Regions from separate parts of the Mus musculus genome. Here region 2 is linked to region 1. A link is a loop called in an ENCODE intact Hi-C map of the cell type or tissue named here. Cell type or tissue: left cerebral cortex. All regions are shown on one strand. Links, peaks and the distances in the headings refer to the core of each region. The heading gives the core; the rest is flanking DNA.

Region 1 (4,155 bases), core at 531-3,030:
GATACAGAAGTTTGAATATGACTCAAAAAATATTGTTTTGCGCGCTTCGCTCTTAGCAGCTCATCGAGTGCTGAAAAAATTGGGTGTGACTGTGACGACCCCATACCTAGTCTTTCATGCTCCACACAGTCGCCACAGCAACAAAAAATGCTCAGAAAAATTACTCCAATGGCTAGAAAAAGAAAATAACCCATAGACTGTCCCTATTACCCTCTTACTTTCACTTTCCTCTTACTTTTACTTTCTTGTCTCCAGAGCCAGTGAGCCTTATTGTCTCCTTACTGAGAGCCTTATTGTCTCTTTACCGAGAACTTTACTGTCTCTTTACCAAGAGCCTAATCCCAATCCCGGGATACAGAGTTACTTACCGTACTCATCCTGTCCACAGACCCAGACTGCAGAAAGTTCTGAACCTCTTCGGTGGGGGATTCAGGTCCCGGGTTTTGGCACCATTTGTCGTGTCCCACTCCACCAGCAAAAAAGACGCAACCACCGGTTCTTCTTAATGCAGTTTTTACTCAGGCAGCTACTTACTTCAAATCCCCCAGCCTCTCTAGTTACAAGTGTTTTTCTCTCCAGCCACAACCACGCCCCCACCAATCACCAAAGGTCACATCACCTCACCAGGCAGGCTTGCTCAGCCAATCAGGGATTAAGGGCGGAATATCCACCAAACATGGGCATGTTTACTACCTAGAGCAGACTTCCATCCTGCTGACCAGGAAGTCTGGAATGGCTCCCTACACATATTGTCATTATTTACAACTTGTCAGCTCCTAAAAATTACAGTGCGATTTCTGGCTGCAGTGGTATGCACTTGTGGGCCAAATTTTCTTCAGAAGCTGGGATGTCCGAGTTAGCCTGTAACAGGAGTTGAAGGCCACCTTGGACAAAGTAGCCAGACCACCACCACCATCACCACCAAGACCACCACCACAAACACACACACACACACACACACACACACAGACACAAAGGATGCACACTGGAAAATGACATATTAATCCCATTGCCTCTGCTGTATGGTTTGATATACCAACTACAGGTTAACACACACGGGGCAAAACACTGTGTCTTAAATCTTTTTTTTTTCCTCTTCACCCCAGTTCTACAAAGTTTTTTGAGAGTGTGGGTTTGCAAATGATGCCCTCAGCAGTTGTATGCTCCATGGCCAGCAGGTGGCAGTCATTGCTCAGCCAGGCGTAGGCCCTTCTGGCATTAGCACTCTGGCCCCTGGTCCTTAGACTGCTTTGGAAATTGCCCAAGACCTAACAATCATCAGTCTTCTTACTCTGTGACTGGCAATTTATTTCCCCACTGAGTTCCCATCTAACAGTCCCCCAAAATGTGTGCTTTGGGTACTGTGGGCCTCCATAAAGGGGTTGGAGATTAATCTGCATAATCCCTTACCCACTTACCTACTGAGGCACTAACAAGAAATCAGGATGAAAATAAGGTAGTTTGTAGAACATGAAAAAATGAAATGTTATGTGCTGAAAGACTAGGAACAATAAAGTCTGAGCAAGCCTGCCAACATTCACCCCCTAAGAATCCAGTGTTGGCTCTGATGGTCAGAGCTGATGCTATTGCTATAGAAACTCTTGCCCTGACTTCTGAGCCCTTTTTAGCACATTTATCCAAGAAGCTTGTGACCAATAGGCAGCAAGGCAAATTGTAATGGCTTGCCTGGGAGGGACACATTTTGGGGTTGGCTAGCGCACTCCCAGATGTTCCGTGTGATGCATCTGCCCTCCAGAAGGCACTGTCTTATATCCAGCTGCTTTCCCCACTGCGGGAGCAACAAAGATGCTTTAACTGCAGCAGCTGCCAGTAATGAGTCCATGCTACTGTGCTGAGCATGGGCTCATCAACACATTCATGTGCATCACCCCACTTAATCCGTCGAGCAGACAGATACTGTTACTTATGTGGTAAGCACAGTTTGGTTTTAAAACGTGTCATGCACTCAGTAAGAGGAAGAGCCAGGATTACATCCAGAGCCTCTTTCAACATCATGCCTTTAGTCTCCCACTCCTTGGAACACCTCCACTATCACATGGACTGATTTCAGAGCCTAAACTACAATGATGTGGTCTCTGCCTTATGCCTCAACTCCCACAAGCTGCTAATGTTATTACTTCTTGCCACCACAAGCTCACATTTCTGCAGAGATATCCGGCGTGCCCACTGATCCAGTATCCCAGAAAGGCTTATGTCCTTACTTTAGGTCCCTCTGCAGTAATACAGGAAAGATGCCTAACAATACTCAGTTACTTAAGCTGGAGGGGATATGGGACCTTGTTATCAGACAGACATAAGACTGATAAGGTTGAGTGAACTCAGACCCCAGGAATCTCAGAGATTTGAGATCAGCATAAGTTGAACTTTGCCCTATCCTTTTCTGTACCTACTCTCACAACACCTCACTGAGAGGATCCTGGCAATCTCTCACAAAAGGAAAACACCTAGAGTCCTTCCCCATGCAAATAGAGCATCACTAGTGCCTCAAACTGAGTCAATGGGAAGTCTCTACCCCGGCATCACACCCTACTCCTCAATGCTTATAAAGCTCCTATCCACATAGAATAAAGTGCACAAGGTATTTCACTGAGAAGTGTGGGAGAGTGAGTGTTTATAACTGGGCTGTAACACTTGGGGTAGAGTTCTCTCTCCTCAAGAGAACTCCTCAAGGTCATCACTGGGCCTTGGACCTGTGTGCACTGCTGCTACACTGGCACTGCTGGTGACATTTCCTTGGTAGCAGGACCTGAGCTACCTGCCCTGAGCCCAGACCTCTTCACTTCTCTTCTGAGACCTGTGATATTTCCAGCTGGATTGAGCCCCATGGAACCTATTCATCCAGGTTCTCCTTTGCCTTTCAGAGAGACAGTAGACTACACAGGGCCCAGGGGCAAATGGCCAACACAATACACACTGTCTACAGGGCATCATGGGGCTGAATGGTTTAGTGTACATGGACAAGCAGGAAGGGAACTTAATGCTGGCTGCTCTCCTGTCGCAGAGCTAGGGAGTGTTCCTTCTGGGTCCTTTGTCATTCTCCCCACTCTGTTTCAAAAAAAAAGAAAACAGCTATGCAAAGGATCCATGGGGAAGTAAATTGTGATGATAATGGCTATGGAGATGAAGAAAGGTGCTAGTACTAGCAAGGCTGTAGAGGAGGGTGTGGACAAGCTTTGTCTACAGTGTGAAATTGTCCATACACTTGCCTTATTTTCCTGAACATCACCACAGCCAGATGTCTCCTTCCTGATGCTTCCATTGGGCTACAGGAGGAAGAGACAAGGGAACCAAGTGGCAAGCATTCTGCTTCACTGTATGGTTGATTTATAAGCAAGGTGGCATAGCTTCTATTAAACTATACATAAAATGTAAATAGAAAGTCATGTAATTGCCCAATGGCTGTATATTTGGCAATTTAGTCAATATGGAGCCAAAGTACAAGGAACAAAGCAAAACCAGACAAACGTGACTGCATCAAAAACCCTCTGCATACAAAAGGAAACAAAACAGTTAAATGGCAACCTAAACACTGCAGTTTATCCATGCTACCCTCTAAGGGCCCATATGTAATGAGCTTGCTCTAAGGGTATTGCTGATAGTAAACAGAGAAAATTTTACCCAATGGATCCTAGTGAGACATCTTAGTTCACTAGGGGTGTAGCCTCAAAAAAGATGGTGAAACATTAGTTTCTTGTAATTCATTCTCTTTATATCCTCTCTCTCTCTCTCTCTCTCTCTCTCTCTCTCTCTCTCTCTCTCTGTGTGTGTGTGTGTGTGTGTGTCTCTGTCTCTCTGTCTCTCTCTCTCCTCTTTTCTTTCTTCTACTTCTCCTTCCTATATTAAAGTTAACATTTTCCTCTACCACACGCTGACACCATATTTTGCCACCTAAACAGGTTCCAAGAAACTGTGGGACCAACCAACCAAAGCTTATGCTTCCAAAATGATGAGCCAAACACAACAGTTTCTGAATTGATTTCATCTCAGATATTAATTACAATAATGGAAAATTGACTAACAAAATATATGAAGTGGGACAACCATATATATGATGAGCAGTTAATGGTTAAAATCTCTAGGGAATTGCTACAACTCAATATAAAAAATAAAGCATATATGAGAGTATGTAGCACT
Region 2 (4,155 bases), core at 717-3,216, 180 kb after region 1:
CTCTGCCAGAGCCTGACAAATACAGAGGCGGATGCTCGCAGCCAACCATTGGACTGAGTGTGGGATCCCCAATGGAGGAGTTAGAGAAAGGGCTGAAGGGGTTTGCAACCCCATAGGAAGAACAATAGCAACCAACCAGACCCCACCGAGCTCCCAGGGACTAAACCACCAAGCAGAGAGAGACATTCGTATTTAAAGCATTATTGCCATAATGATTCAGAGCTCAATATGGTGCTTGAGAAATAATCAAGTATATTTCCCTACTGTGTGGGTGCAGCTTTAAGGTTGTTGTCTAATTAGTACTTTTAAAATTAAGTAGGAATAGTTAGTCTGCTACATAATTGCTCTACAATGGGTACCATTTCATTTGAGGTGTGGTTCAAATCACAATTTGTTAAATCCCACCTTTCAGGAGACACTATAATTCACACATGCACAGAAATGTGCCCTTAAATGTAAGCCTGAAGAACAGAAACCCTATGGTCCATGAATTTGTCAATAGTTTAACACTAACTTAAGCTCTGCCAACTAGATTATTTCATCCTGGATTGTCAGAAAATCCCGCAGAGTGGCTGAACCAGTAATATATAAACATGGAGGTAATGGTGTGGCCACAAATTTGTAAGTGATAAGAAGCAAAGAAATCCTTGTTGTGTTTGGGAAAGCAAATATCACTGATGTGCAAAGAGAAATAGATATGAGAAATTAAGAAAGTCATGAATTGTCTTAACTTCTAGTGCAACATACTCAATGACAAATCACTAGACAATATCACATCTTGGTGGATGGATCACAGTTACATTTACAACAAAGGAAAATCCCATTCATTTGAAAGCTACAGAATCAGTTTTTCAAGTTATTTTTTTGTAAGCATCTTGTTTAGACAACAGAATGACCTTTAAACAAGACTAGGAGATAAGGAAAGATTTCCTAGGTGAATTGTTAATAAGAACACCATCTGACAAATATCTAGGATTAGCAGTCAGAAACAGCCAACTAGAAATGAATGCTGCTCTGAATTGCATTGTCTCCTTCAAACATAAGTTGATGTCCTAAATGCCAACACCTCAGATTATGAACTTATTTTTAAATAATGGGACTATAGACTTAATTAGTTATGGTTAGGTCATATTGGAGTCAGAAGGAGTCTTCATCTAACACACTTGATGTCCTTATGAGAAGCTGCTGAGAAAGCCTGAGACAAGAACTATACAAGAGGGCCACAGCTGGAGTGCAAACCCAGGGTTATTGGCAACTTCTAGAACCTAGAAAGAAGGAAAAATGAGTGCTTGCTTCAGAGCATACCTGGCCCCACTGACATCTTGAGTCCAGACGTCTATCTTCTAGAAATCTGAGCAAACAATTTTTGTATGATTTAAAACCACCCAGTTTCTGATAGTTTGATAAAAGAGCCAAAAGAAAGTACTTGTGTGGCCTGGTAAGGGAAATAGCATGTTTAAAGGTGTGCAGTGAGAGTGAGGATGGCTCAACCAGAGCAAACAAGCAGCTCCATTGTGAAATCAGAAGAGAGAGGCAGATGGTGCCAAGCAATGAGGCTGGCCAGATGAACGAACAGGGGCTAGACTATGCAGAAGCTATGACTGAAAGATACAGTTCTTGGAATAATTTAGGAAGGGAAAGAAATGATAGAGTGATCAATTCTGTGTGGTAAAAGGGTACCATGTTGCATTAAAAATATATTACATGGAAGATTTAGACCATGAAGTGCTTTCTGGGCAGGTATAAGGAATAGAGTTTGGACACTCAGCCTAAATGATATAAGTGCCAAGTGGGTGTTGCTGCCCACTTATAATTCCAGTGCTTGGACGGGGAGATGGGAGTCTTAGAGCAAGGTGACTAGCTAGACTATCCTGTATCAGTGAGCTCTGGCTTCAACAGGGAGACTCTACCCCAACCAATTAGACGAAGGCAGAAGAAGACTCCCAGTGTCCTCTACACATTATTTTTTACCTTCCCTTTGGGAATGGTGGACAAAAATGGGCAAGTCTTTATTATAACATGGAAGGTGTAAATGAGGATTTGCCTAACATTCACACACCGCCTCAAGCCTATACCAGCACTGTGCCTCCTACCCCATTAGCCAAAGCACATCACAGGGCTGAGCATAATTTCAAAGGCCAGGAAAAATTATTCTGCTCCCTGATGGGAGAAGCTATAAAGCCATAACGCAAAGGTTATGCATATAGTGAAAAGGGAAAGAATTGAAGTCATTGATGGCAGGCAATCCACCTACTCTATGCAAAATTACCTCCGAGTGCATTACTAGGCAAGCCATCCAAGAAGTCAAGAAAAATACAAAACATAGTAATGGTGAATAGTGTATATTGGTGTTTGGAACTTCTAGCTTCGAGAACTGTAAGAAATCCATTTATTAAGCCACACTGTCTATGGTGTCCTGTTGTGGTAACACAGGAGAATGTCATAGTAAGAAAGGAGAGATCTCCAAAAAGAAACATTCTTGGAGTTTTGGGTCCAGAAAAAGAGAGGAGGACTTCACAAAGAAGAGGAGGAAATGCTGGTGGAAAAGCCCTGGGGCATCAGGGCTTGGCAGCCATGGGAGACTCAAAACAAACCAACAAGCAAACAAACCGACAAACAACAGTTGTTTGATGCCAAGAATTAAGTATTAAACGGGTTAGCAACTGATACCTGAGATTAGCAATAGGAAGTTATTAGTGACCTCACTAAGAGGTTTCACTAGGGAGCATGACGCTATATAGGTATGGAAGTCAGGGACTGAGACACTTCAAGGTGGCCAAGACTGTGATAGGGAAGAGAGAGCCTGTCTGGCATGGAGAAAGAGTGTGCACATCCGAAGGATTTAATTTTTTATTTTTAATGAAGTTTGTAAATGCTATGGAGGACAAAAGAAGGAGGCTGAACACAAAAGAGCTTGGCTAGTGTAAGGCTTCTGAGCACATGGAAAGAAGGAAATAAAAAGTCATCTACAGGAGGAGGCACCTGTTTGGGGAAAGCCAAGAAGGTGGGGCGGCAGATGCAGGAGGGTTTCCAGGGCTGCTGACAGGGGCAATGAGACTCTTCCTCTTTGTGGTCCCCATTTCCTTTGTGAAAGAAAGGGCAGGGTCATCTGTTGAAAGTTAAGTGGTGAGAAGACATTTCAGAAAATAGATGATAGCTTCCAATACTCTAGTTGCTGCTCAGAAGGGGAGATTTGACTGTAGAAACACAAAACGGCTTGCAGACTGAGTTAATGACTCACGTGTGCCTAGAGATCATAAATCAGTAGCCATGTGCAAATGCAAATGAAGACAGTTGAGAGGATACCAGTTGGGGTTCATCTGACAGGCTGTTTATAAGTGAGCTGGGAGTGGTGGGTACAGTTACAGTGGGTCTTGCTATCTCAACACAATCCTGCATCTAGCCAGGGCCACAAGTTTCTCTGCTTATGTAATTCTATAGCCTTTCAGGTTGAATCAATATTAGCCATCATATGACATTACGCATAAATTGGTTGAACCCTGAACTAACCAACTCTGAGACCTTGGACAAACCTCTTTTTACCTTCTTTTACTCTACTTATCTAAAAAAATTTGGGGTTACTATAAACCTTGCTAAATTGATGGGAAGCTTAGAATTAAGAAAATTTTCTAGGTATGACCTGACTGGCCAATACTGACATGAAATCCTGATTTCCCGTGTTGTAGAAACCACAAGTCAATGGTGAAATCCCACCCCAATTGTGCTACCACTTGAAGACTTGCCTCACTTTATTGGCTCATAGAGAAGTGTGCAATCAATTACAGCTACCTGGACTTTTTATAAAATTAATCTAAGGCAATAGTGTTGGAGTAATTGATGAAAGTATCTATTCTGTCAAGGGTATGTAAATTAAAAATCCTCATAGACCTACAAAGCTTTGTAGGTTTGCCATACCAAAGTATGTCAGGCTGTGGGGTTTACATAACAAAAACTTAGGTCTCCTTGGTAAAAGACTGAGATCAAGAGTTCAACTGATGCAGTTTCATTCTGAGGCCTCTCTCCTTGGATTTTTGATGATAATCTTCTCTGCCCCCACACCCATGGTATTTTCCTGTCCCAAACCCTTGTTCCTTACCAAGACAATAACCACATTGCATATTACCTATTTAACACATTTTCACACACATTAGAAAC

Evidence for each region. A loop is a pair of places that touch in the nucleus more often than their neighbours do. Peaks named below come from ENCODE experiments on the same cell type or tissue, not always from the same donor. Only the 100,000 strongest peaks of a DNase experiment are listed, where the experiment ranks them.
Region 2: a loop joins it to region 1, with 8 times the contacts of the local background. A loop is called at or near these places in 19 of 42 quality-filtered maps.

Annotation. Positions count from the first base shown.
Region 1 is chrX:9,332,081-9,336,235 of GRCm38, forward strand. No RefSeq gene overlaps it. Among named protein-coding and RNA genes, the nearest start is that of Gm25481, 16 kb to the left of the region's middle. In left cerebral cortex, for the core only: a CTCF peak has its summit at 1,170 (motif pointing right); DNase peaks (open chromatin) are centred at 1,138 and 2,084.
Region 2 is chrX:9,510,487-9,514,641 of GRCm38, forward strand. No RefSeq gene overlaps it. Among named protein-coding and RNA genes, the nearest start is that of Gm25728, 20 kb to the right of the region's middle. In left cerebral cortex, for the core only: no CTCF peak of the experiment used is centred there; no DNase peak of the experiment used is centred there.